Linked DNA regions of Homo sapiens: region 1 is linked to region 2. Evidence: read pairs that join two places in POLR2A ChIA-PET (ENCODE). Cell type or tissue: IMR-90. All regions are shown on one strand. Links, peaks and the distances in the headings refer to the core of each region. The heading gives the core; the rest is flanking DNA. Region 1 overlaps CTIF (cap binding complex dependent translation initiation factor). Region 2 overlaps CTIF (cap binding complex dependent translation initiation factor).

Region 1 (14,835 bases), core at 7,048-11,047, 52 kb before region 2:
ACTTGCCCCTGGATTGAACACACAGGTCAATGCTCCTATTTTGACCTTATTTCCCCCAAATACCACCACATGTCTCTCCCCTTTACAGCTAAACTCCTCAAAACAGTTGTACTATTCTCCTAGTCTCCAGGCCATCTCCTTCTGTTCCTTGAGCTGGCCACAGGCAGGCTTCTGCCTTCACCGCTCAGTGGAAACTTCCCCGTCACGGCCCCCTGCTCAGTCAGCCATTCTCAGCCCCTCTTACCTGGCCTGGCAGTGGCCCGCAAGGCAGTCTCCCCATCCCACTCCCTCGACTCCCCTCCTGGGCTCCAGGAGCAGCCTGGTTCCCTCCTGCCTCACTGGTCTCTAGGCTCACTTCTCCTCACATTCTTTCTTCCTCATGTGGGGCCACTCCAGGGCTCAGGACTCGCACCTCCTGACGACACAGTCCTCATCATCCCTCTGACTCATCTCCGCAGCTCTCCCTCCCTCATCCTCTGCTCCAGCACCCTGGCCTCCTGGCTGGGCCCGGACTCTTCTTCCAGCCCAGCCCTGGCACAGGCTGGTCCTTCTGCCCAGATGTTCCTATCCGGATATCTCCACTACCCACCCCTCCCTCCCCTCCATGCCAGCTTCCCTGACTACGCTACTTAAAACTGCAAGCCCCTCCTGCTCCTCCTCACTCCCCGTTCCATTTTCCGCTTTACTTTTCTCCATCGCAATGATCATCCACGAGTAGAATACACAGTCCATGAGGGCAGGGCTTTTTTGCTCAATCCTAGATACGAGTCCTAGAATAGTGCCTGGCACAGAATAGAAGCTTGTTAAACACTCATGGATTGAATAACAAACAAATTATAAGCTTGCATTACTTGTGATTTTAGAACCTCAAGGACACTAAAGAAAGCATCACATCTATTTTTTTTTTTCTCCCTCAGGACTATTTTCTGTCCCCTGCTTCCCAGTGGGGACAGGGCATGGGATTACTGTGGCTTCAGCATTTCCCAGAGTGACTCCTGGTCTGAGTTCCAGCAAAGCCAAAAGTTTGTTCTGGCTTCTAAAAAGCTAGGGGTCCCACCCAAAAAGTGAGCCAGGTGGTTGGACTCAGCCTTTTCCCAAAGCAGGGTGCACCCAGGTAGCTCACCTTCTGATTGTCCCAGGAGTCCCAGGCTTGGAGATGGGATAACACGCACGAGAGGCGGATCCCCAGAACCCTGACTCCAGATAAGACAGGGGACTCTCCTGTACATGCTTGTGCAGGCAGCACTGATTCTCTGCAGCTTTTGTACTTCTTACTGTCTTTGACCTTCCAACATTCCCGAGGCAACAGCATAATTCCCATTTGCCAGATAAGAAAACACAGCCCCACAGACATTGAAGGTTCTGCCCAAGGTCACACTGGCAGCTAGAAGCCAATCTGGAAGCAGCTCTTGAACAAAAATCTGCTGAGGATTTGTGGTGTTAGGCAAAGATATGCTTGATAGGGTCCCTATCCTTAATGCATTCATACTTTATGAGGGAGAAGCCAAGACTTTCAAATCTCAGCTCACAATCTTTCAGATGAGTCCATCTCCCCTCCAAGGTCAGGGATGCCACAGACTGAGGCAGGAGGGTGCAGGACCAAACATGACGCTGGTTGGATTGCCTCATATGTCTAAGTATGTCTGACATACAGAGCCCTGGGTGAGAATCCCACGAGACTTTGGCTACTAACAATCATTCCTTTGGCTACCAACAACTACTTGTATTTGAAATCACAGAAAATATTCACAAGTTATAGTTCTTTGATGGTATGCATTATGGAGAAGCGAAACCTCCAGATCTCTCCTAGAACATAAGCTTATTGAGGACAGGGAACAGCGTTCAGCACATAGTCAGTACTCAAGAGACGTATGTTCAAAGACATGTGGGCCTGGCTGGGCCTCAAAGCCTCATTGGATAGGGAGGAGTGGAGGTGGGTTAGAGGGACGGGGTGCACAGCCAGGGCACTTCCTGCCTGGATCCCAAAGCCCACCTGCCAGATTCTGGGTGCTCTGCTGGGTGGGACCATTCATGCCTTGGCGGTCTAGTGTCAGGCAACTGGATGCTGCCCAGAATTAGGGGCTCCTGCATCACCCCCTCTGAATTTCCCAAGCTGCCCCAACCCCGGGCCCGCGCTCACCTGGGAGATGTGGGACTGGGTCCTCTCGCTCTCGCCATCACCCTCCGTCTTGTCAGCCAGCAGCCCCTGCACCTGGTACTCCAGCACGTAGCTGTCGATGAAGCGCTCCAGCTCCTCGATCTCCTGGGAGCGGCTGCTCCCTGCCTCCGAGGAGGCTGATGCTGCAGAGGAGTTTTCCATCCCTCCAGCTCAGGGGCCTGGGCCGGGACTGGTGGGAAAGAGGACAGAGAACTCCGTGAGACGCTGCTGGAGGAGACGACGATGCCCACACCTGAGAAACACCCTCTGCTCCTGGAAGCATCTTCTTATCCATCATGGCGTTCTGTTCTTCCAACAACCCTGAGAAGTCAGCGAGGGGCTGGCTTGCCCTCAGCATAAACTATGTGCTGTAATTCCCACTGTGTAGGGCAGGAGACTGAGGCCCAGGGAATGCAGGCCACTTGTCTGATTGGCCAGCACAGGCACTGTGCAGTGTCAGAGTTAGTGTCTACCTAGGCCTTAATCGCTGGGAAAGGCAGAAGATGAGCTCAGCCTACAGGCCAAGCCTCACTTCCTGACTCAGATTTAACAGAATCTACCACAAAGCAGGATGAAATAAACAACAGAACCAAGATTGAGGGTGCACAATGGGGCCCGAGACACAAACCTCTGAGGGGCTCAGGTCCTCCAAGAAAATGACTACTTAAGAGGAGACTTTTTCTTTTCAGTCACCAGACTGTCCCCTAAATTAGTTGAAGCCTATGGGCCGTAACTTATAAGCAGGATTTTGCAGCCTTGCTCTGGTGCAGCTACTGGAACACACCTATGGTGAGTCTGCAGGAACGTGACTGGATTTCACTGGCAGAACGAGAAAGGCTTGCTGCATTGTCTATGCTGATATGGCCTAGCCACAGACACTGCCTGGTCACCTTTACAGGGGCATGACTAACCCATTAGCCCTCGCACCCTCTCTCTGGGGCAGCGCGGCATAGATGACCAGCTATGGCTGGAACACTAGTTAAAGTCCACCAACAGAACTGCAATCTCTGGAGCTGATGTGCTCAACCCAGCCCTGCAGGGGCCCAGGTCTGCTGGGACCTCACCGCCACCGCCCTCTCTGCTCCCCGCTCCCTTGCTTATCCCCCGAAGCTCCCACCTGACCCACCTGGGAGTGAGGAAAGCTAGAACCTTTCTCACCTCCAGGCCAGGGACCCTCCCCTTCCTCTGATGGGCTCCAGGCTAGATGGGAAGGGGATTTAAAGCTTGCCTTGTGCCTCTTTTATTATCTGGAGACCTGTGATTTCCATGGAAGATCCTGATCTGCCAGAGAAAACAGAGTCTGCACATGCTTTTAGTATCACAACTAGTAGAACAGACTTCTACCAAACCACTACCACAAGAAAGCACAGAGAAGACATGAATCCTGCACACACAGGGCTCTGAAGCCATATAGAGCAGCGTGAATGCTGCTGCCAGTAATAAAGGCGAGGTCCTAGCAGGTTTAATGGAGCATTTGAATTTCAAAACTTTGAACCTCAGAACCTTAACCCTGAGAACTTCTTTGGAACACAGTTATTTGCCAATAATCTAGGGTTTGTTGAGTGTTTTCACTGCAGCGAGTCCAAAGCAGGGCAAGGAATGGTGTGCTGGGTTCCAGAAATGCTGCTGAGAGCATGAATGTTGACTCTCCCACACCCTCACTGCCTTCTCCGAGGGTGAGGGAATGGAGAGGAAGAACTGCCCGGGGGAAGGAGAACCGCCCTGCTGTGCACACATCTTCCTCTGCTTTCCCAGCTCATTTTTAGGCTTTTGGCCGCTGCAAGGGGCCCAGCCTCCCTCGGACCCCAGGCCTGCTGCAGGGAGCTCTGAGGTGCTGCAGGGCCTCGCTCTGGGCCCCCTGAGCTCAGCAACCTTGGAGCTGTGGGTCTGTTCACCCATCCTAGAGGGAGGAATCAGCGGACTGGAGGTTTCAGGCCAAGGCGGTGCCCTTTTCAGAATGAGGGAACCAGATGTGGAGGCAAGGGTGGCAGCAGGTCCTCAGGGAGTCAGCTGGGATTGGGCTATGCACATCTGGTGGCAAGGGCCACAGGCAGGGGCATGGGAGGTACTGTCCATTGCCTCTTCCTGCACCTGCCACTCAAAGCCTACAGGACCTTATACCTCCCCACACCACCAGCACCCACCTTACTCCTCCTGCTCCACAGCTGCCCACACCTAAGTCATCCCCTGCTTCAGCCCCTGGCTACTCTGCTCCTCATCCTGGGCACATGCTAGGTGTGGCAGACAGAATTCTAAGACAGTCATGGGTATACACCCTCTCCCAGTTACTCTCCAGGAGTCTAGATACCCTTGGGAAGGGATTTTGCAGACAAAATTAAATCCCAAATTAGTCGACTTTAAGATAGAGAGACTATTCAGGAGGGCCTGACCCAAGCACTTGAGCCCATTAAATCTGGGACTAGAGCTCAGCACAGCAGAAGAAGCCAGAGATCCAAAGCATGAGAAAGACTCAATGCACTGTTGCTGGCTTGAAGGAAAAGAGACACATGGTAAGGCATGTGGGCAGCCTCTAGTAGTTGAGAGCAATCCCTGGTCAACAACTGGCAAGGAAGTGGGCACCTCATCCTACATCTGCAATGAAGTAAATTCATCTGAGAACCAATGAGCCTGGAAGCAGACTTTTCCCCCAGAGCCTCCAGCTAAGAATTCAACTTGGCTAACAACTTGACTTCAGTCTCATGAGACGCTGTGCCAGACTTCTGACTTACAGAACTGTGAGATAATGAATGCTATTGTTTTATGCTGCTGTTTGTAGTAAACTTTTAGGAAGCAATAGAAAATGAACACAGGACGCTCTTTCCTGCCTCTGTGCTTTTGCTCACACTGAACCTGTCACCTGGAAGCATTTTCTCCTTCCCTCCACCTGCCAAATCTAGAGGTCCTTATATGCACAGAAGGCCAGAGCATTGCCTTGGTTTCATGGCAGGCTACTAAGCAAAAGATTCACCCAGGGTTGGCTATGGGTATGAATGCTGCAATTTCTGCTAATAGTAGGAATGACGAGTGTCTGCTGTGCCTTTGTCATGTCCCAGACACGTCAGCACTTGATCTGCCTCCACTCACTTCACCTTCGCAGCAACCCTATGGAATCGGCATAATTATGCTACTTAGAAGAGAAAACGGAGGTTCAGAGAGATTAAGTAACTTGCCCAAGTTCACACAGGAGAGTTCCAGGTCTGCACGACTATGCCTATACCCCAACTGCCTTCTCTCCATCCCCACTCCTGGTGGCCTGCTCAGTCCCTCAGGCCACCTCCAAGTTCCCCAATTCCATACTGACTCGCCAGTGAGCAGTGAATTCTTCAAGTGCTGAGCATGTGCTTATTCCCCAGCTGGGCACAGGTTCCGGAGAGCTGGCCCCAAGCAGGCTCCGTGCCTGGCCCCGGGAAGCTGGCCTCCGCTGGATGGGAATAAAACCGCCGATGTCCAGAGAGGGCTGAAAAGGAGCCACCTGCAGGAGAAGTCAATACACAAGGCCACGCCCATTATTCCTGGAAGACGTCAGATCTTATCAAGGGCTCCCTGGCACACCTAACAGGTGCAGTCGGAGAACCGGGTTTTGCAGGAACTCTACACGGAGCCGTTTCCAGGAGGATTGAGTGCCAGGCTCTGCCTGCAGCAGCAGCCTCTGGCCGGCTCTGCGGGGCTCTCCCAAACATGCCCGAGTGTCTCAGGGCTGTGTCAGGGTCCCATGAGGGAGCCTGGGCATGGTCATCACCCCAAACCCATAATAGTTGCCGAGAAAGGGGACAGAATTGAGACCCATCCCAAACCTGCAGCCTTTTGGTGCCCCGAGGAAGGAAGAGGACTCGCTCTGCGGGTGCCTCTTGTGTCCTCACGTCCTCTCGGCCATTCCTTCTACTCTAGTGTTTGCTGCCCAGCCAGATTCACATGGGGTAGCCCAGCGGCGCCTCACCTCAGCTGCCCCGGGGTCTCCTGTCCAGGCTTCCTCTGCAGTCAGGAGATGCCTGCAGGAAGCCCCCGGCCCCTGGCACCTGCAACCCGGAGTATGAGGAGCTAGCGCCCCATGCGGCTGCCCTCAATGGGACAAATACTCCCCTTTTCAGTGTCTCAGACAATTCCAGGCATGCTCCACGTGGTCCCTCAGCAACTCCGAGTGGGGTGAGCCCCGTGGCCCACAGTGGCCGCCAGATCCCTAGCCCCCCTCACTTGTCGGTCCTCCCCTCCTTTTCACTCTCTCCCAGGGATTTCAGCTCCTCCAGGAACTCTCGTTTTCCAGGGGGAACAGGAGAATACATCACTTCCCTGTTCCGCAGCGGGGCCCAGAGAGGGAGTGGGGAGGCCCCAGCTTCAGAAAAGCGGGGAACATGCAAAGCAGAAAAGCCCCAAGCTTCATCTCAGTCACAAGAGAAGAAGGAGCAGAGAGAGGGAGAGAGCATGGCCCTCCTCTGCCCGTCCACCTCCACAGCTCTCAGCCTGGAAGTACAGCCCGGCACTTAGGCCCCCAATTTTTTATTATGGTCAAATATACACAACATAAAACAGCATTCAGCTGGGTGCAGTGGCTCATGCCTGTAATCCCAGCCCTTTGGGAGGCTGAGGCAGGAGGATCACTTGAAGCCAGGAATTTGATACCAGCCTAGGCAACATAGCAAGACCTCGTCTTTCCAAAAATTTTTTTAAAAATTAGCTGAGCATGGTCGCACATGCTCAGCTACTCAGGAGGCTGAGGCAGGAGGATTGCTTGAGCCCAGGAGTTTGAGGTTACAGTGAGCTATGATCGTGTTGCTGCACTCCAGTCTGGGTGACAGAGTGAGTTTCTGTCTGAAAGCAAAAACAAAACAAAACAAAACAACAACAACAAAAAAAACAACCAACCAACCAAACCAAACAAAACAAACAAATCAAAACCTTATAATCTTAACCATTTTTGAACACATAATTCAGTGGCTTTAAGTACATTCATAGTGTTTTGAGCCATCATCACTATCTATTTCCAGAACTTTTTTATCAACCCAAACAGAAACTCTGTGCCCACTAAACAATGAACTCTTCCTCACCCTTCTCTCTATGAATTTGCCTATTCCAGGTACCTCCTATAAGAGGAATCATGCAATATTTGTCCTTTTACAACCGATTTATTTCACTTAGCATAATGCTTTCAAGGTTTATCTACATTGTAACATGTATCAGAATTTCATGCCCCTTTATGGCTGAATAAGACATCGTATCACAATAGTACACTGCATATCTAGACCATATTTTATTTATCCATTCATCCACTGATGGGCATTTGGGTTGTTTGCACCTTTTGCTGTTGTGAATAATGCTGCTTTGAATATGAGTGTACAACGATCCCTCTGAGTCCCTGTTTATTCTTTGGGGTATCCACCTAGAAAAGTTCCAACACATTTTTAAGGCAAGACGAGTGTGGAGGAAAAGGGTAGAGCTTTCTCTGGCTGGTGGAGACACAGGGCAAGGGATGGTCTCCTCCAGGCTTGTTTTGCTGCCTTCCTGCCTGAGCTTTGGGGGTTTCAGCCTGGCTCAGTGTCTCATTCCCAGTAGGATCCTGATGGGAAGTCCCCAAACAGCTGGGCTGCTGGCTAAGCTGAGAGAGCCAGCCAGGAATTTATGTTTTAATGATCAGTGAAAGTCAAGAAAGGATGGAACCAGAGGCAGAAGGAAAAGGAAAAGAGGGAAGGTAGAAGAACACAAAAGACACGCCTCTCCCCTCCTCTCCCGGCTCTGCTCCGATTCCCTGCCAGGTGATGGATGAGGAGGAACTAAAAGGCAAGCAGCAGGAGTAGGAAAAATGCTGAGGTTGCACTTTGCTGTAAAGGGCACCACAGGGGCGGGCAGCCCTGAGTCTACAGCTGGAGGGGAGGGCCGGTGTGGGCACGGCTTTCTGGAGGACACAGAGGGCCCGGGCTGCAGCAGGACCTGCCCCAGAGCTCCTTCGCCTGTGCTTCCCAGAGAGGACCCAGGGCCGCCAAGCTTGGCCACATCTGTGTCTGTCTGGGGAAAGGGATGCATGCAGGCTCTCTTCCTGGGTCTGCATCTCTGTTAAACAACCTCATCCAGACTCGGCCGCCAGCCCAGGGACTCCCCACCTCCTGCTGCAGCCAATCACAGTCCGTGCTTGTCACAACGGCCCAGTTAGCCTGGCTATTTTTAAGGACAAAAATGAAAATCACCCATGTTCTTTGACAAAAAGGTGCCTCTCTCCACACTAGCGTCCCCTCCCCACCCTAGACGCAAACAAACTCCCCTTCGCCTTCCTCCCCTTCCTCCCCATCCCTTGCTGCTCTCAGCCCAGCACTCTGTAGCTTCCTTAGGAAACTAGTGTTCTGGAAGGGGTTTCTGTGAACACCGTGGGGCAGCCTGAGATGGTCGGTTGCCAGTCTCTCCCTCTAACCCCTGGCCAAGTCTGACTTTGAGTCTGACCTTCAGAGGCAGGAGGTCTGGAGGAAAAGGTAAGGCTGACATTGGAGAGCACCCACAGGCTAGAGACAATCAGTGGAGCCATCCCAGCCTTCTCAGTATCCTTTCCTGCCCACCCAGTGACAAACGGCATGAGGAGCTATCAATTTAGCCAATCCTTTTAAGAACTGCGAGGCATTAGGGGCATTACCTCCTCCTCCAATCCTCAGGGATGAGTTCAGTGACCTGCAAACCAGATGAAATGCATCTGCTCCAGGGCCTACCAGCACTTCTCAGGGAATCCATCATTCGAGGCCCGCACAGAGGCAGCACTGCACCCCACACTTCTTCAGGCTCTTTCCTCTCCACCCCCAGCACCCAACTCACTCCAGCAGCACACCCTTCTGACACCCCACTGAGGAAACCCAGGAAGACCCCAATTTCTGCTTCCTGGCTCATCTTTTGGCTTGTGGCTGCAGCAAGGGGTCCAGCCTCCTGTGGAACCCAGGCCCGCTGCAGGGGGCCCAGGTGGGGCTGCAGGGGGCTTGCTTGGTGACCGTAAGATCAGCAGCCTTGGGGCTCACAGGTCTGTCCACTCGTCCCAGCAGAACAGCAAGTCTGCAGTGGAGGTGGCATCGGAGCTGTGGTGGGCAATGGGGCCCAGAGTGTTGTCCCTGCTCTCCTGCTGCTAAATCCACTCATCACAGCCACTGGCGTCTTCACCCCACCTTCCTGTGGCCGCTTCCCATGTCACCTGGTGCTGCAAAGCACTGTGCTCCCAGGTTGCTCTCCAGCAAGCAGCTCCTGGTGACTATTATAGGCAGAGCTGGCTGCTGGCTTTCGGGCCCTGGTCCCCTCCATCCCCTCTCTCCTTCCCATCCCCACAGAGTGGGAGCAACACCTTCACCCAGAATGCACAATTGGGGCTAGAATTCTCCCTTGCAGGCTGTCAGGTGGCCCCCAGGGCAGGGCCAGTCCAGAGGCCATGCTGCCTGCTGGAGTGGGGAGGAGAGAGGCCAGGGTGCCCAGGCTCTCCCCGAGGAAGCCATGGGAGCCTGCTCACTGCCAACCGCGTCCCTCCAGCCCCAGTCCAGCCCACACTCCCCTTCAAGACTCCAGCGAGAATGTACTTCCCCGACAGTCTGCGGCCCTCAAGCTCTGGCCTGATAATTCAACCATGTTGGTGTTTGCCAAAGAAAAGCAGGAGGAAGCAGAGGCCTCCATGTGCAGGAGCCCCAGGTCCCCAACCCCTGGGAAATGGGAAAGTTCAGAAATGCATGAAGTCGAAGGCATGTGACCTTGGAAATTGGCAACATTTTCTGTCACAGGAGTCAAGGACATCTGACGTCCTCTAAACGTCTGATCCCCTGTCACCCCACCAAATTAACCCTTTTGTCACTCAAACATCCAACAGGGTGTTAGCTAGCATGGTGGTGTTCAAACTGCAGGTCTCAGCAATTTCATGAGCTGCAAAACAAATTTCCTGGGTCACGATCTCAGCATTAAAAAATGTATAACTAAATTGAAAATATCAGCATGTAGCACACATTGTAACTATCAATTTGTGGGACTTTTGTTTCACCTACCCATGAAAAACATATTGGCCGGGAGCACTGCTTCCGAAACTTTAATGAGTACGACAATCACAGGGCATCTTGTTACAATGCAGATTCTGGTTCAAGGATGGGAGTTGGGGCCTGAGACTCAGCATTCCTAACACGCTCCCAGGTGAGGCTGCTGCTGCCAGTCAGAGAACTACACTTGAAATAGACAAGATCTAGAAAATCTTGCACGTCTTCTTTATCCATTATTCAGATACTCTTGCTCTGGCCAGAGGGCTAGAAATGGGTGGAGTCCCCAGGCCAAACTTCTGGCCAGCTGGTCAGCTATCTGGTGAAGGGGCGGCTCCTCTTATGGCCCACGCAGGGCCCAGGGCGGAGCTCAGAACCAGGCATGACCTCCACAGGTTATTATGATCAGTGGACACTGGGGCCACCACCTCCACACTGGACTCTCAGGGCCAGGCGCATGACATGACAGCACCTGCTTACAGTCCTGCAACACCCAGCATGGAGCTCAGGCACATCTGCCAGGTCTGAACAAGTTGGAGGTAGTTCCTGATATCTATGCTGCCTGCCCTCAACAGCTCTTCAGCTGCTGCCACGCAGGTGAGGACACTGGGACCTTGGGGGCTGAAGGGGGAATGACGTACTGGGAGCCACTCAGGTATCTATGGGTAGAGCCAGGCTGCAATGCAGGATCCAAGCCTTTACATCCCTCAACAGCCTGCCTTCTCCAGGGACCCCTGCTGAGAGTCACCTTCCTTCCCTTAGTGACTCCTAAGCTCTGTGGACCCCAAGCGCAGTTCTGGGTTACAATCATCAACATCAGGCAGTTAGTGACATGACAGATACTCCTAAATAACAGATGACACCAAAATCATCCCATTGTCCTCATACCCTCCTGAGCCCCCACCCTGTGCAAAGCCCTGGACCAAGCCCTGTGGTCTCATCAGAACTTCATGGAAACAGAGCTGGGGCTTGGCACTTACTCCTCTGTCCCCAAGAGTAGCCTCCATGAGTCACTGAGGAGCTGGACCAGTTTTCATGAGGTGGGCAGGGCATGGCTGGCCGGAAGGCAAGGGAGATGCCATGGATTCTTTCCTGCTCAGCAGGCCTGCAGTGCTGGCACCCAGAATGGGGGCTGAGATCGGAGGCCCTGGAGAGGGAGGAAGGGAGAGCAGCCCGCAGGAGTGTGGAAGGTACAGGCCTCAGTCCCCGGGGGGTGCCTCATTAGATTCCTGGCTCCTGATGAGCACTTCCTCTCGGAGGAAGAACACTGAAACAGCAACCCACCCGGGCAGGTAGGCCTAGCCCAATAGGCGGGAGGGCATCCAGGTGGGCATCCAGGTGGGCATCCAGGTGGGCATCCAGGTGGGCATCCAGGTGGGCTCTGTGACGTGCAGGTCCTGCTTTATCCCTGGGTGCCCCTGTTTCCAGGTCTGCCCCCAAAGCCCATAGAAGCCTCCACTGGGCTCCAGCACTGACCACCCACCTGCTCCCTTGGCACCAAACCCAGGCTGCCTGGTGACACCTTCTCCTCCGCCTCTGGGCTGCTACCCAACTCTTGCCCTGCTCTTGAATTTTTTTTATAGGTTTTTGCCTGGTATTGATAAGACTGCGTAATCCTTGAGGGCCCTGCTCCATCCTACACCTGCTTCCATTGCAGGCCCAGAATGGGTAGACGGGCCTGTGGCTCCCCCAGCCCGCCCACGCCCTCTCCAGCACCGTCCTTCCCTCAGAGTGGGCCTCCTCAGCTCTTCCGCCCACTGCCAATGGGCCCGGGCTTTCCTCCAGCCCCACTCCCAGCTCCTAGAATGTTAAAGCCAATGGATGCTGGGAGTTGACTTGCTCCAGCCCCCCACACCCTCAAGGTCACCCAGTCCCAGAACCAGGACTCCAAACCTCTTCCCATGACATTCAAGAGCCTCCTCGAGACAACTCTTCCCAACTAAGACATACTGAGCATCTGCTGTATACACCCTAGAGGCACCAGGGACAGGGAAGTCATAGCTGAAACAAACCAAAACTGTGCAGGGCCACCAGACAGCTGGACAGCCATATCCCTGGCTGGAGTCAGGTGGCTTCCTCACTGCCCCCACTCGTAAAATAGGGTGACATCATGCTTATGGGTCCCGAGTCTGGGTTCCAGTGCTGGCTAAATCACCTTTTCTCTGCGTGCTGTTGGGCGGACTCTGGGCCTGCTTCCTCATGTTTAAAGTAGGCTGATGGTGAAAGTGCCACCTCATGAGGTGCTGTGAGAATCATGTGAAAGAATGAATGAGAAAAGTGCTCAACACCGCTAGGCATACATCAAGCACTCAATTATCAGTTGCAATTGTCACTCGACTTCACAACTGCTATACCTCACTCTGTCTTCTGCATTCTCTCCTACCTCTGCCTCTCCAAATCTCCCCTTTTCCCTCAAGGCCCACCTCTGGGCACACCTCCTCCCTGAAGCCCTCCTTGACTACTCTGGATATCAATGACGACTGCTATCTCTGAACCCCAGATCTCTGCAGATCTCACCACTCCCTAATGCCTCCCAACTCTGAACACCCTGAGTCCTCCTTGGGCCTCAGTCTGGCTCTCTCCTGTATTCCAATCCCTGGGTTGACCTGTTTTGCCAACCTGCAGGAACTCACAGAGATCCATTCTCTCTTCTGTGGACTCTGAAGGTAGATGGGTGAGCCCCACCACCAGCTGTCAAAAGCTTCTGGGTTTATTGGCCAAGAATGAAAATTAACTTGGAGCATGCTAGGAAGGGAAACCAATAGTGCCCTGCTCTGAACCCAGCAATGTGTCCACAAGCACCTGGGGTAAGGCTAGAAAGGGCATCCAAGTGTGGTGGCAGCAGCGCTCCAGGCCTTCCTTCTCAGGCAACGTTCTCTCTGGCATCTGTCTTGGGGTTTCCAGGGTCCCCAGTCAGCTTTCTCCCTCTTGGCAACAGCTCCCTGAACTACAGACCAGCTGGAGCAGAGAGAGTACCGAGCTGTTTCCAGAGCCTGGTGGGAGTGTCCACAGCCCAGAACAGGCTGTGCACAGGCTAGATCTCAGCAGGCTGTGGCCTTGCAGGCCTGTCCAGGTGGTCTTGTGCTATGGTTGCAAGGCAGAACTGGCTCACGTTCGAGAACAGCAACCCTTTCTCTCTACTCATCCTCAAGAACAGCTCAAGCCCACCTCTTAGATGCCACCCTGACCGGCCCAGGTCACAGAGACCCCTCAGAATGCTCATAGCAGCCACTCACTGGGCCCTTGGGCTTCTGCCTGCCCCCACCCCCCCACCACTTTCGATGACCGCCTTGTCCTGCAAGGAGCACAGTCACAAAGCAGAGATTGCTACCGCCTGTGCTGGGGCCACGTCTGGACCATGGTGTGTTCTGGTTAGCCAGTTAGATATTTTAAAAATATTTGAGCTAACGTTTATAAATCAAAATATTTCACATAAAAAGCCACAATTTCTGACTTTTCTTGAAAAAACTGGATGATCGAGCAACACTGGCCCACCTTCTTGCGCTGTAACCATCAGCTAGAGCTAAGAAGTGCTGTCCCCTTCAGACCAGGCAATCAACCCCAGTTCTCTGCAGACCCATACACTCTCTAATGCCTCCCCGCTGCTCACAGCCTCACTCTCACCTGGCTCCCTCACTCACACATGTTACCTGCCTGGCCCCTGTAAGGCATCCGAGTTCGAAAGTCCCCTGCGAAAGAGCAACTAACTGGAAGTGGTCTATGCCTACAAAAATGAGGGCTCCCCCTCAGAACTTGGAAATAAATCAGGACGAAGGATTGCCCTTGGGAGTTACACTGTGAAATAATACATGATAGTCCAGGTCCAAAACAGAAATATGCAAGGTCATTGCAAGCAGAAAGAAAAAAAGGCTCCAGACCAGCAGTACTCAACCATAACCTGGCTGAAGATAGCCACAGCTATTATAGAAGATGGTGTCACTCAGCAGAAACTCGGCTGTGCATACCCAAGCTCCTCCTAGGGACAGGGTGCTCCTGCTCAGTGTCTCAAGGGAGGAAAGGACAGCCCAGGGATGTCCCACTGCTCCTGTAATGCCCCCACCACCCTCCAGCTCAGCCTTAATGTGAGCTGAGTGGCTGCCTCCTTCCCCAGCTAAACTATGAGCTCCTGGAGGCTGAGGACCTGTCTGCTCCTTTCCTTGGACCCTGGGAGCCTGAGCTGACCTCACCATAGACATTCAGTTCCTCTTTTTGACAGTTTCATGATGGATTCCCAGAAAGTAGAAAATGGTCAGCAGCAGGTAACAAATGCTCTGCCCACCTTGGTATTAGCAGACGGCTGCTGATGGGCACAGATGGGTGGCACATTACAAGTGGACCCAGCAGACACAGCTTGGGTGTCAGAGGGCAGGCCCCTCTTCTGCCAGGGAGCCCTCATGTATCCCACACAATGCCTGAAGCATGCTGGACAGCAACCACAGGAATCTCAGACTTGATCCGGTGCCCAGCGCTCTTACAGCTCTCCCTGAATTCTCTACGAACCACAGGGAGGCAAAGAAATCGGCAGCAAAAGCCCAGGGCCCCTGATTCCTGGAGTGGCCTCCAGGCCCAGAGACAACACAGCACAGCTGCCTCTGCCTTTGCTTGGAGGACCCGAGGGAGGGAAACTCCTGCTCAAAGGCAGCTGCCCTTTGACCTTTCCTAAAGCAGGAAAGCAAATCATCAATATTGTATTCCCCACAGATT
Region 2 (14,835 bases), core at 5,538-9,537:
TCCTGTGCTATTCTTGTGACAGTGAATAAGTCTCACGAGATCTGATGGTTTTATAAAGGGCAGTTCCTCTGCACACACTCTTTTGCCTGCCGCCATGTAAGATGTGCCTTTGCTCATCCTTTGCCTTCTGCCACGATTGTGAGGCCTCCCCAGACATGTGGAACTGTGAGTCCATTAAACCTCTTTTTTTTTTTTTTTTTTTTTTTTTTTTTTTTTTTACAAATTGCCCAGTCTCAGGTATTTCTTCATAGTGATATAAAAATGGACTATTACACCAACCCTGCTGACACCTTGATCTTGGACATCCAACTTCCAGAATTATGAGAAAATAAATGTTCATTGTTTAAGCCACCCAGTTTGTGGGATTTTGTCATGGCAGCCCAGGCACACTACTACAGAAGGAGTGCCTGTCAGGGCCCTGTCTCACCAACTAGCTAAGTGACCTTGGGTGGGGGCCGCAGCTGTTCATCTCCGATTCCCAATGTTTCCCCACCTCATGGGGCTGCTGGGAGGATTAAATGCAAATGGCAGACATCAATGCTTGTGAGCTCACTGACCATCCTCCCTGGTCCTCTGGTGTTTCGATAATGTCATGTACTCACAGGAATATGAGATTTCTCCCCTACTTTTTGCTATCTCATAGGTACAGGAAGCCAATGTGAGAAGGGGATCCTGACACCAACAGCTGAGATTTTTCTTGAATTTACACTTTACTTTTTTTTTTCCTAAAGCATTGTCACATATATTCTTAAAGTTAAGACTCACAAAGAATCTATGAAATAGGATTTGAAATCTTATTTTCATTTTGTAGATGAGGTGAACTGAGGCTCAGAAAGCATGAGTGATTTATTCACAACCCTGTGACTTGCCAGGCAGGAGCCTGTTTCTCTAGAGCCACATTCAGCTGTTCTCTCCAGCATCACTTGCTATACCTGCCCTCCCAGCTCGCTCCACCTCGCTGACACCCTAAGTACAACCAGCACCAGGGTACTGCTCTGCTGCAAAACCTTCAATGGCTCACAGCTGCAGAGTGTGTCAAGCCCCCCACTGGTCTCCACTGTCCCCTGCCCTCTAACCTCTAGCCCCTCATTGCCAACCCCACTGTGACAGAGCAGTCACTCTGTCCCATGAGCACAAGCCATGCTCCCCTGTTACTAACTCCCTGAGAACACGTTCCCCACTTCTTTCTGACTAGCATGGAGACACCTCCTCCAGGAAGCCTTCTCTGACTGCTCTTACTGAGTTATTTCCATAGTGATCTCAGGCCCTGCCATAGAAAGTGGCTCTCAATAGACTTGCCCTTGTTTTATTTGCTAATTACTCAACTATCGTCGTCCCTGGGGCAAAGAACACATCTTTCCATGGGCACCATGTACCCAGGCACAAAGAAAATACTCAATGACATTTGCTGCTCTATTAGAAGACCAGTCAAGTATAAGTTACCTCCTCAACATAATAAACATGTTCCAATATGGCTATTTATAAGCTCAACTTTTTAAACAGAATATCGTTCTTCCCTGACTTCTGCCACATCATGAGGGTGCTGGACGTCCACCCATCTGACTGGTCACCAGTGACACTGCTTCTGTTTCCTTCTGTCCCTGGACATCCCAGCTAACCCCACTGTCCCTGTGCCTCTGTCACGATGCCTACGTGAACTCCAGGAGTTAATATTTAAAGATTCCAGGGATCTTTCTTTAAAGAAAGACTTCTGCTATCATAAGGCTAGACTATGAGGGCAAGATTTATTGTCTCTTCTGTTCACCTGCTATATCCCCAACTCCTAGAAAAAAGCCAGGTACATAAGTTGTTGCTGAAAAATATCTGGTGAATAAATGAGACTACTAACCCTTTGACTATTAGCTTCACAGAATTTTTTAAAAATTTAATGGTTGAATGAAAATCCAAATCCACAGTCTGTTAGACAGGCTGAGATGAAGGGCCCTGCCTGTGGGGTATTGCAAGTCATGTAGGAGTGCCCAGGAAGTGCTGTCATTTAGACATGACTCAGCATTCTTTACCCCTTCCAATGGCCCCACTCATGTTATCCACCCAGAGCCCAAAGGGGTTTCCACAGCCTTTCCAAAGCATCCCTTCCTTCCCATGAGACAACAAATGGGAACCCCCACCCCAAAGGCAATGGATGCTTTTCTAGCTGTCACCTCTGCAACAGAGGTGTCAAATATGACAGGTACCCAGAGCATGGGAGGGACATCGGCAGCAAGCTGTGGTTGGTGCCAGCCCTGATGCCACCACAGGACCTTGGATTCATGACTAATGTCATGCAGACCCCCTGTAAGGGCAATCCCCCCTAGACAACAGGACTTAGCCATGAAAATCTCCACCCTTGCCCCTCGAAAGGCCTCCCCTGAGGTGCTGGCCAGTCACAGAACCTATTTTGGGTTTTACCTTCTCTCTCTTCCCCACCAACTTTGGGGAGGCCCAGTATGTCCCACTCACTCATTTTCATAGCATGCACCTGTGTCATGGTCTTGTCTGTAAGCTCCATGAGGGCAGGGCCTGCCCTGATCGCCACTGCACCCCAGCAGCTAGAACAGGACTTGGCACACTGTAGTCAACACTGGCTGAATGAATGAATGAATGAATGACTCCCTTTCCCTTACACACCACACTTTCTCTTGTTGATGGTTTTATTCTTTTGCGTGCGTGTTTACTCACTGACACTCACTGAGAAAGTAGTGAGTGGGGCAAGGCTGAGAAGCAGAATGCCCAGACACTGCAGCCAGCCGGGGACTGTACAATGGGCTGGCAGAACTTGTTGCCTGTTAAGAAGCCCACAGAGTATGCCAGCATCCCTGAGTGAAGGGTGCTGTGCCCTGCAAACTATCATCAGCTCAGCTTTGTAAGCAGCCTCATGCCCACCCTCAGCCTCTTGGGCAACTCACTCTGGCAAAGGAAAGGGCACAAGTTCAGGAGGCCGGACCCCAAGATGCCTAGCACAGGACAGCAAGAAGGCACACGCTAGAGCCCCACCTTCCCATCCCACATGACCGTTATCTGGGCATGGATTTATCTGCATGGCAGGGTGGGGCGCCCAAGCCAGATGATCTGTCTGTCCCCCACATAACAAGATTGGAGGTACGGGGCACTACCCTCCTGAGAGCTTGCATGGTTGTGTGCCAGGCACTGTCCCAGGCATGTGGCAGCTCATCTAAACTTCATAGTGACCCTACAAAATAGGTACTATTATGATCCCTTATTTTACAGATCAGGGAACTAAAGCACAGAGGCCCTGCCCCTGGTTTCCATGGCTGGTTCTGGGGCTGCTGGAAAGAACATAAGATGGAGGGTCAGAGGATGTGACCTCCTGTCCTGGTGTCAGCAGCAAAATCCAAGAGACTTGCAGTCTCTCGGGGGATCTTTGTAAAACGGAAATGATAATACCTTCCTTCCCACATGCCCCAAGGCAGGAGAGCACTTGGAAAACTCATGAAAGACAACACAACTGAGTGGCAGGTGCTGTTATTTAAGGCTACAGCACACCAGCGATTTCTCAGCTGTTTCCTGTAGAAGGGAAGGCAAGGCCCTTGACAGCCAGGAAGCACAAACTACAACTAGATCCTCTCCGCCAAGAACGCGTCACTGATGAAGGCAGTGCCACAGCAGGGCTGTGGGGCTTGGACTCCGTGGAAAACAGCTTGCAAAGTCTCCACATCACAAGACACACACAGACGGTGACATCAGTAATAAACAGGACCGGAGACAAATCAAGACCCGAGTTAATTAAATATGCAAAATTATTTAACATGACCATGGATCAACCAATTGCCATTAAAGGAGGAAATTGACTTAATATGCAAAAATTAACACAGTATTCAAGTAATGAGAAAGAGGTGATTCTTCCCTTAAAATTTATCTCAATATCAGGGTGGCATCATATTTTCAATAACATTAAGTTGTTTAAAACAAGCCGACCAGGCTTGGTGGCTCACATCTGTAATCCCACCACTTTGGGAGGCTGAGGCAGGAGGATTGCTGGGGCCCAGGGGTTCAAGACCAGCCTAGGGAACAAGGTGAGACCCCCCATCTCTACAAAAAAATAAAATTAGCTGGGTATGGTGGTGTGCGCCTGTGGTCCCAGCTCCTCGGGAGGCTGAGGTGGAAGTATTACTTGACCCCAGGAAGTCGAGGCTGCAGTAAGCTGTGTTCGCACCACTGCACTCCTGCCTGGGTGACAGAACAAGACCCTGTCTCAAAACAAAACAAAACAAAAACCTACACAACCACCTACACCAAGAAGGTAACCTCAATGAGAACTAAGCTTCTGTTTTCCAAAATATCTCCCCAAACTAAACAGCTTCATTTTATTCAAGTACCTAATGTTCTGTCAATAGTTAACTATTAGATGAAAGAGGGCAAATATTCTCCCAGGATAAGCCACAGGAGAGCCAGGCTTTGGGGACCTTCACAGAGGCCTAGCGAAGGCCGCCTGCAGCAGGTGGGGCTGTCCCCGGGCTGTGACACGGAGCTGTACTCATCTACCCTTCCCCAGCAAGGCCTCCATCCACACATGGGAAGCTCCCTCCACCACCCACAGAGGTCCGGTCCTGCTTGCACCCAGGTGGCAGGCAACACGTCTGGGTACCACCTACGGCCACAAAACCACTTTTCTCTGTAGAACAATCTTCTAGCCTCTAGGACACCCGATGCCTAAGTCCTTGCCCCTAAGATAGACAGGACCATGGGGAATGCAGCTGCCAGGAAGGAACACTTCAGAAAAGCTGGCTCCTGAAAATGAGGAAAACCCCAATTTGGCTAAACCAAGGGAGAGCCAAGTGTGGTCTGAAAGCAGCCATATAGAGAGCAGCCTTTCCCCCAGATCAAAAATCTCCAGCAGAGATGAAACTGAGATTCCGGGTTCTCAGGAAGTCTTTGAGCCTTTTGAGGGGGTAGGGGACTGGTGCTGATGGCTGGGGCGGGGAACAGGGCCAGAGACCACAAGCAAGAGGGAAGCACCTGGGAAGACCCCACCCCACTCAATCTCAGGGGTCCCAAATCTTACTGTGTCAGGCACAGGCCAACCAAGGAGAAAACAGAGACAGCAAAAACCTTAGAACAGGGCCAGGCACGGTGGCTCACGCCTGTAATCCCAGCACTTTGGAAGGCTGAGGCAGGCAGATCACCTGAAGTTAGGAGTTCAAGACCAGCCTGGCCAACATGGCCAAACCCTGTCTCTACTGAAAATACAAAAATTAGCCAGGTGTGGTGGTGTGCACCTATAATCCCAGCTATTCAGGAGACTGAGGCAGGAGAATTGCTTGAACCCAGGAGGTGGAGGTTGCAGTGAGTCAAGATCGCGCCACTGCACTCCAGCCTGGGTGACAGAGTAAGAATCTGTCCAAAAAACAAAACAAAACAAAACAAAAAAAACCTTAGAACAGGAGACCCTTCTGTACAGGGCAGAGGAGCTGCAGGCCAGAGTGGGGTCCCATAGGGAAACTGAGTAGATACCATAGTTGAAACTGTCTCCCAAGATCCCAGAGAGATGAATACAAAAGTCACCTTCAAACCACTACCAAGATTGAGGTCAGCTTTTCACTGGCAGGAAAGTGAGTCACCCCAGCCTTTCCTGCTCCTAGTACAGTTTACATCCCCAAGGGTGGAGGAGGCTGGGTGTCATCCCTGCAGACTAACCAGTCCCTTATGGGAATGGTGGGGGTGGAGGAGGGGCCAATCAAGTCACTAATCTGCAAACAGGGAGCATCCTAAGAAAGGGCCGGTCTGCAGCCCCAGGCTCCCACCTGCCCAAGAGGCGGGTGCTATGCTAAAGCTCCTAAATGCCCCCCAGGCTATGTGGGGTCATTTGCAGGAGGAAGCAGGGAAGGTGACATTCAGCGTGAATCTCCTTTCAGCGTCAATATCTTTTCAGTGTGAAGTGTCATTTCAGTGTGCAGTCTCCTTTGCTGATTTTTATGACAAGAGTCTAAGGCAAATCACTCTGGCCCAGGGAACTGGTTCCAATAGATTACTGGTTTTCATATTTGTGTGGGGCATGGCAACTATTGAAATATGTCTTCCTTTCAGTTACGGTTTTGAAATGTGGACCTAAGTCTCTAGCACTCATTTTTATCAGGCATAATTATGATCATGCTCGATAAAAATGAGTCTATTTGTCTGGAGTCCTCAGTCCCAGAGAACAGTGCTTTCTACAGTTCTTGGCCTGCATAAGTTCCCAACAACCAGGATCAATTCCTCTTGTAGCAACCAAAACAAACTGATGTCCCCTCTCCAAGCTTAGAAGCCTAATTTGCCAGATGTTATAGCCTCCAGAGGTTGCCAGAGATGGCCCTGAGATCCCGGGGGGCTGCAGAAAGAAGAGTCAACAGGCAAGGGGGAGATGCTGACCATGCCACATCAGTTCTAGTTAGTGGGGCCTGCTCCACCCAGTTTTTATATAAGGCCACCAGTGAGAGGCAGCATGGCCCAGTGGATAAGAAGGCAAACTCTAGAGCAGGACTCCTGAATTCAAATTTTGCCTTTGCCACTTAGTAGCTGTGTGACCTGAGGCAAGTTACTTAACCTCTCTGTTAACTCTGCCTCAGTTTTCTCCTCTCTAAAATGTGGGTGATGATACTACTGCTCATCTCATAATGTTTTCATAAGGATTAAGCAGTAAGTTAACAGTTTTAAAGCACTTGGTACAGTGCCAGGCACATGCCAAGTGCTGTGAGAATTGCTTTTATTGTTAAAAATAAAGAAGAGTTGTTTCCAGAAAAAAAACAGTATGGCTAAAATGAAGTTGAAAACCATTGTTTTAGATCAGGGGTGAGCAAGTGTTTTCTGTAAATGGCCAGACAGTAAATATGTTAGGCCTTGTGAGCCATATGTTCTTTTTTTTGTAACCAGCCAAAAGCAACCGTAGATGTACGTGAAGAAACAGGCATGACTGTGTTCCAGTAAAACTTTCATTTAGAAAAACAGGCATTGGGCTGGAGTTAGTCTGCAAGTTGTAGTTTGCCAACCCCCAGCCTAGACCAAATTCCCTATTTTACCGATGAGAAAAATAGAGTGGGGGTAATTATCTGACACAGCTGGAAGCCAGGTCTTGGTCCTCCTAGACCAGGGCACTTTCTAAAATCAAGTGCCCCAGGAAGGAAAAGAGAAGTAGTCAACAGTTCATTCAGAATATAGACACACTTCCACTGTGTTCTGCCAGGGGACAAGGACACCCTGAGAAAAAGTGACACTGAGGCCATTGCTTTCCATCAGTGATACTTTGGGCTTCCTGAAAGTGGGGCACAGGGATGGAGTGTCCCCTGATCCATCTCTGCAGCCCCCAGCAGCCAGCACAGGGTCTTGCCACAGTGGAGTTTCTCTGAGAAGGGTCTTAACTGTGGATGGTCTTGCTGCGAAAGACTCCGTTGCTGCAAAGCCAAGAGCCTGCACTTCCCAGTCTCAGCAATTTCTGGGAATGGCTGAAGAAATAAAGCTCCACTATATGCCCAGGACAAGGGGGAGCCACTTTTAAATTATTAGCCACTTTTAAAGAATTAGCATATAAAAGGGGCTTCAAGCAAAACATTTACTAACTATAACTGAGCTCAAATGATACAAGCAAGTTTTTATAAACACTCCTTTTTTTTTTTTTTTTTTTTGAGACAGAGTCTCACTGTCGCCCAAGCTGAAATGCAGTGGCACAATCTTGGCTCACTGCAACCTCCACACGCCAGGTTCAAGTGATTTCCTGCCTCAGCCTCCCATGTAGCTGGGATTACTAGCATGTGCTACCACACCCGGCTAATTTTTGTATTTTTAGTAGAGATGGGGTTTGGCCATGTTGGCCAGGCTGGTCTCGAACTCCTGACCTCAAGTGATCTGCCTGCCTTAGCTTCCCAAAGTGCTAGGATTACAGGCGTGAGCCACTGCACCCAGCCAAACATTTCTTTTTCACTCCTCCACAAAAGACTGCAAGTAGAAGATGAATCTAAACCTCAGGGAAGGTCTGTAATAAGGAAGGATAGGCCGGGCAGTGGTTCATCCCTAGAATCCCAGCACTTTGGGAGGCCAAGGTGGGAGGATCACTGGAGCCTAGGAGATCGTGACCAGCCTGGGCAACGTGGTGGAACCCTGTCTCTACAAAAAATACAACAAATTTTGTGGGGTACAGTGGTGTGAGCCTGAAGACCCAGCTCCTCAGGAGGCTGAGGAGGGAGGATGGCTTGAGGCCAAGAGGCGGAGGTTGCAGTGAGCTGAGGTCACACCACTGTACTCCAGCCTGGGCATCAGAACAAGATTCTGTCTCAAAGAAAAAGAAGGAAGGATATTCCTTTTTGTGAGACCAGTTGTTATGGTTAAAACAGCCTCCAAGCCGGGCGTGGTGGCTCACGCCTGTAATCCCAGCACTTTGGGAGGCCGAGGTGGGCAGATCACAAGGTCAGGAGATCGAGACCATCCTGCCTAACACAGTGAAACCCCATCTCTACTAAAAATACAAAAAATTAGCCGGGTGTGGTGGTGGGTGCCTGTAGTCCCAGCTACTCCAGAGGCTGAGGCAGGAGAATGGCGTGAACCTGGGAGGCGAGCTTGCAGTGAGCCGAGATCACACCACTTCACTCCGGCCTGGGCAACAGAGCGAGACTCTGTCTCAAAAAAAAAAAAAAAAAATAGCCTCCAAATTCTATGAAATTCCTCCTAACAAGAAGTAGGGTCTGTGTCCCCACCGTCTTGAATCTGGACTCTGTGACTGCTTGACCAGTAGTATATGGAAGTGACACTCCAGAGACTGTTAGATAACTGGCATTTCTATGCCAGCCCTTAAGAAATTAGCCGTCTCTCCTTCCTGTTTCTTGGGCCATTCACTTTTGTGGTTTGGTTTTTTTCATATTCTTGGGATAAACTCCACTTGGTCATAATATATAATTATTTTGTTTGGTTTATTTGTATTTATTTAGGGGGTACATGTGCAGGTTTCCTACATGCATATATTGCATAGTGGTTAAGTCTGGGCTTTTAGTGTACTCATGCCTGAATAGTGAACACTGTACCCAACAGGTCGTTTTTTGATCTTCACCCGCCTCTCACCTTCCCACCTTTCACAGTCTCCAATGTCTATTACTCCACTCTACATTGGGATTAACTTTTCAAACCCAGCCACCATGCTTTGAGGAAGCCCAAGCAGCCTTGTGGAGAAACCTGCATGGAGAAGAACCAACAGCCAGCACAACTTGCCAGCCATGAGAATGTGCCATTTTGGAAGTGGATCTTCCAGCTCTGATTGCAGCCCAGCTGATGCCATGTGGAATAGATGCAAACTGTAGCTCTTGAGCCCTGCCCAAATTACAGACTCATGAGCAGGACAAAGGATTATTGCTGTTTAAGCCACTAAGTTTTGGGGTGGTTTTTCACACAGCCTACAGTAACTAGAATACCTAAAACTAGGCTCTTAAATTCTAATCATTTATTCAGCCCACCAAGCTATCTGCTTCCACAGGTAACATTAGAAAATATTCTTTTGTTTGTTAGGATTGGGGGGGGTGGTAGGACTACAGACCTCATTTAACATTCTATCATATTAATAAACGAGCTAAGATATTCGGGGAAAACTAGGATGAGGAAATAAGTCTCAGGATGGTCTGAAGGTAGGGCCAATTTTTTAAGTAAAAAAAAAAACAACAACAAACTTTTTTAAAATTTGTATGAGCACATAAACAAATTTGACAATGAGACTCCAGAGTCCCCATCTAGATAAAAGATGATAGTTAGGAGAAGTTCTGATTTCAAATATCCAAATACTCATCCTGATTTTTGATTCAGAAAATATGATCACCATCACTCAACAAGACGGGAGAGGATATTCTAGTCTAAAAATGCTGAGTCCAGTGCTACAGGTGATTATCTCTCCTACAACATAACTCTTACAGATTCTGAAAAAGATCTGCAAACGCTTATCAGGTTTTCCAGTATGAGTTTACCAGGATGGGTTAGCTCTCAAATACACCCCTTACTTAACTTTTGAATAAGTGTATTTATTATTGGTTGGAGAATGGATGTCAAAGAGAACACTTTTTATTGCAGCATGTTTGATGCTAAGATGATCATTTGAACAATTAAATATATCAACTGTCACTGTGCTGATGTTTTTCAGGTGCCAGCTGAGAAGTTTCTGATGACCAAAATCCTAGATAACAAGTTGCTGTTTAAGAATCTAAATTTGCAAAACAGATGCATTTGAAACAAACCAGATACTATAAAAAAGGATTCTTTACAAAAATATTTACTACAGTTGTCTTTAGGTGCTGACCACTTTTTGTGACTCGAAATTACAATTATATGTATAAAGGTTTTATGTAAATAAACATTTAGGAACCCATATTTGTTACATGAAAAGAGGTAGCCTTAGGCTGAAATTGAACATGTATTATTCAAAACTCTACCAGTGCCAAGTGACACAAACCCAACCCAAACTAGTTCATGCAACATTACCCAGAATTCACTACCTTGGAGTTTTCTGTCATACCCGTGTACCAACTGTAACATTACTATTGACCTTGTACTGACTTTTTATTAAACTCAGCCTCCTGCAGAGCAATACTGAATACTCCCTTCACTTGTGAACATCACAAATTCTATGTACTAGTTGTGTTTGTCATTCTTTAATGCACACATAGATGAATACATGGCTTATATTTTGTACCAGTCCATAAGTATCTAACTGAAAATCATTGTGTGTTCTACCAGTGGTATGAATGCCATTCCTTAAGGCACAGAAAGGGAATATACTCCAGCCTGAGCAACAAGAGTGAAACTCCATCTCAAAAGAAAAGAGAAGAAAAGAAAAGAAAAAGAAAGGGAATCTACTGAATAGAGAAGTGTTACAGACTGAATTATGTCCTCCCAAAATTTACATATTGAATCCCTAATCCCCAGCATAAATATGTTTGGAAACAGGGCCTTTAAGGAGGTCATAAAGGGTAAGTGTGGTCCTAAGGGTGGGGTCTGATTAGGATAGAAGCGGTGTCCTTATAAGAACAGACACCAGACAGCTGTCTCTTCCCATGTGCACAAACACAGAGGAGAGACCGTGTGGGACCCAGCAAGAGGGCAGCTGTCTGCAAGGCAGGAAGAGAGCCCTCACCAGAAACTGAATTTACCAGCACTGTGATCTTGGACTTCCAGCCTCCAGAACTGTGAAGAAATAAAATGTCTGTTGTTTAAGCCACCCAGTCTGTGGAGTTTCATTATGGCAGCCTGTACGGACTAATACAGAGACTATAGAAACTAACAAATTCAGCACCAAGCCAGAGGAAGACAAATCGAGCAGAGGTATTGGTTCTCTTAAGTTTCCAGCTCTGCTTCTCTTCAGCTGCTAGTGCTGTGCTGTCTCCCCAGGACAGGTCTCTCCACGGCAGTGGATGTGGCCAAAGCTGCCAGGCTTCTTTCATGCCATGCCCTCAAGAAGAAAAGGACTTTCTCTCCCAGCTTCCATTCAGAAAACTCCAGGGAAGGTTCCTGGTTGGCCTGGCTCTGGTCACGTGCCTATCCCTCATCCAAAAGCTCTGGCTGGGACAATGGGGGCACAAAATGGTTCATGACCAGCCTGAGTTCCAGCCCCCTCTGTAGCCCAAGGGTGACTGACACCTGTGAATTTCCAGGTCTCCAAACAAGTTTTGCAGGGGGCCTTCAAGGTACTGTTTCTGCAGTTCTCTATCTCTTCCCCACCATCCTCCTGTCCCTACCCCCAGGCCACAATCTCCCCTCCTCTGCAATCCCATCTGCTTTTACAGCCCCACCCCTCCTTCAGTCCCTGCTGGACTCTTCTGACCACACTGTATTTGCCTATGATCATAAGAACAGCCATCCTTTCCAGAGACTCAGCTCCATGCCAAGCACTGGGCTAAGTGTATAACATATATTAGTTCTCATTCTAACAGCAGCCTTATGAAGTAGACACTGTTATGCCAATCTCATAGCTGGAGAAGCAGAGCTTTAGAAAATTAACTCTCCTAAGGTCACAATGCCAGTGAGCAGGCTGGACATGGAGGTTCACACCTGTAATCTCAGCACTTTGGGAGGCCAAGGCAGGTGGATCACCTGAGGTCAAGATTTCAAGACCAGCCTGGCCAACATGGTGAAACCCCATCTCTACCAAAAATACAAAAATTAGCCAGGTGTGGTGGTGCGTGCCTGTAATCTCAGCTACTCAGGAGGCTGAAGCACAAGAATCGCTTGAACCTGGGACGAAGAGGTTGCAGTGAGCTGAGACTGCGCCACTGCACTCCAGCCTGGGCAACAGGGTGAGACTCCATCTCAAAAAAACAAACAAACACAATGCCAGTGAGCAGCTGAGTGGGTAACAAGCCAGTTCTCAGCACTCCAGAGTGTGTACTTTGAGGATGTCCCAGCTTGTTCTCTGTGCACCTGTGAATCACTGACATCTCTATTCTTGGGGCGGGGTGCCTGAGCAGACCATCACCTCCCCTTGCATTGGGGCTTTCCAACTCCACTATCAAAGGCAAGGTGAGGAAACCAAGTCACAAAGAGTTTAAGATTCTGTAGTGAGCTTTATGCAGAGCCAAGCCTGGAATCCTGGAAGCTCGTGAGCCTCAAAACTGGAATTCTTCGCTACCACTCCACAGTGATGCCCCCACCTATTGGCATCCTGACCTTCCAGATGGGCAGCTGAGAATCCATCTAAGGCAGAGATGCTGCTGAGACGATCCGGAGCACTCACCACCCACCCTTCACGATCAGATCGATGTGCAGGCAGCTCAGGACAGACAAGACCAACGGGCAGCCCAGGAGTTAAAACTGCAGGCTCAATGTTTAGAATAAAAAGACAAGCTCCAAACCCTCATGCTTCCAGAAATGGCCCAGACTTGGGGAGCTGAAAGTCCTGCCTGCCTCCTCCTGGCAAAAGGAAACTTTTGATACACATTTCCCATCAGCCAGCATGCTCAGGGTTTCTCTCTCCTGCTGGCTGAAGGCTCCCTGAAAGCACAGTTGAGTCTTCCTTTCCTTTGCCCCCTATTCCCCATGCCCAGTGCCCCAAACTGAGCCCTGTGTCACACACACATACCAAGAGACTTCCCTGGGGGCAGACACCACAAGAATGTCTTCAGTTGAAACACAGTTTCCTCCATGGCTCAGCCAGGGAAGTCATCCAATATGTCCATGTCACAGGGTCTCTATGCAACTGGGCAAAGGTGAGCACCAAACCTTATCTCTGCTTCCTGAGCAAAAAAGAAATGAAGCCAGAGGCTGGCAGGCCCAGGGGGAGGTGGCAGTGCTAAGACACAGGAGCTGGTTCCCAGTGGTGAGTGGGTGGCCAGATTTTCAGGGGTAGGAGCCTGCATGAAACATCCCCACCTTCTCCAGGCCTGGAAGCCCATCCACCCCAATCCCCATCACAGTCACTTTGGGCAGAAAGCTCCAGCCTTCCTCTGCAAAGTGGGTCAGGCCTCAATAATCTCACCAGCTTCTGAACACCCTTGACCTTAGCTCCCTGGGCCACTCAAAGGGGACTCAGATGAGGTGGCCTGGGCTACTCATCAGGGCTGTGAACAGTCCAGGCTGGGGAAACAGATCTTTGCCACAGATTATTTTGGCAGGAGCTGTGAAGGAATGGGAATCCCCATATCTAGAAGCTGCCCATGAAGAAAAATTACACAGTCATGGGCTACATTAACAGAAATATAGTGTCCAGATGGAGGGAGGTGACAGCAGCATGATTCCTGCACCACTCAGGTCACACCTCGAACACCGTATTCCATTCCGTGTCCCCATTTTAGGAGAAGCATTGATAAAAGAGATGTACAGAGAAGGGAAGCCAGGAGAGGTTTGGACACCTTATCCAGAGAAACCTTAAGGGAAGAGAGCTTACCTCCAAAAGAAGATTTGGCACTCTGAATACTTGGTCACCCTGGAAGGAGAATGGGATATGCGTTCTGTGTGCCTCTCAGATCACAGCCAGGGCTACTGGGAGGCACACCTTGGTCTAAGATAATGTCTTTAGGCCCGGGCTGCCAAGTAATGGCCTGGGCTGCAAAGCTGTAAGCTTCCAATTCCCGGGAGGCTACAAGGCAGATGCCTGCAGGAGGCCAAGCCTCTCTCAGGTCCTTCTGGGCTTTCAGATCTGTGATTAAGTCATTTAGAGCCTCTCCCATCTTCTAGATTGAAGTGGGAAGGAGAGCCTCAGGGACCTCAGGCAAATCTCAGGAAACCTGGAAGATTCTTTCTCTCCGAAAAGCTGGTGTTAGGCTGACAGAGAGGAGAACTTGGGAAAGGGGCCATGTTCCCAGCCCACCAGAGTACGATAATGCTCCTCCATCGTGGATCCTGCCTTCAGGGGGCTTTCAGCCCTATCCCCACAACCCTACAAAGGCATAACCTCTCCACTGCAGTGCACTGGCAAACACAGTGAAGAGGGTGCCTCCATCGCAGTGCCTGCCTCGGCCTGGGAGGAGACAGACAAGGGCCGCTGGGTACAGGGGCAGCCTGGAGCCAGTTCCTGAGGGAGACACAGGAACCCAGAAATTTCCACACAGTTCATTCTAGAGAGGCAAGAGGGCACAGTTCAGAGAACCAGTCCTCAGTTTGTCTTCTCACTGGCAAGCCTGGTATGCGAACTTGGCCAAGTCACTGGTTTCTCTTGCTTAAATGTTCCCATTGGAAGAAGTGCACTAGCCCTGCCAGCTCCCTAGGCACCTCACAACAATGCCAGGGGTAAGGACCCCTGGTGGCACCAACAACAGCAAGAAATGAGAAGACAACTTAGCTGGTCACACTGGCGGACAGCCACTCCACCACAGCAGCTGGGTGTGCACAGCCTCTTCACCCACTGCAATCTGCAGGCCTCTTCCCATCCACCCAAATACT

Evidence for each region. Peaks named below come from ENCODE experiments on the same cell type or tissue, not always from the same donor. Only the 100,000 strongest peaks of a DNase experiment are listed, where the experiment ranks them.
Region 1: POLR2A ChIA-PET joins it to region 2 with 5 read pairs; 2 of 35 experiments call an interaction of 5 or more read pairs at or near these places.

The regions. Positions count from the first base shown.
Region 1 is chr18:48,607,051-48,621,885 of GRCh38, reverse strand. It overlaps CTIF (cap binding complex dependent translation initiation factor), which reads right to left. Exons shown (of 12, transcript NM_014772.3): 2 at 2,141-2,348. The coding sequence starts at 2,320. Among named protein-coding and RNA genes, the nearest start is that of MIR4743, 56 kb to the left of the region's middle. RefSeq lists enhancers at 2,476-3,194, 5,945-6,486, 9,573-10,388. In IMR-90, for the core only: no CTCF peak of the experiment used is centred there; no DNase peak of the experiment used is centred there; H3K27ac peaks cover 221 bases.
Region 2 is chr18:48,554,017-48,568,851 of GRCh38, reverse strand. The region is part of intron 1 of CTIF (cap binding complex dependent translation initiation factor); the gene reads right to left. Among named protein-coding and RNA genes, the nearest start is that of CTIF, 22 kb to the right of the region's middle. In IMR-90, for the core only: no CTCF peak of the experiment used is centred there; a DNase peak (open chromatin) is centred at 5,601; H3K27ac peaks cover 157 bases.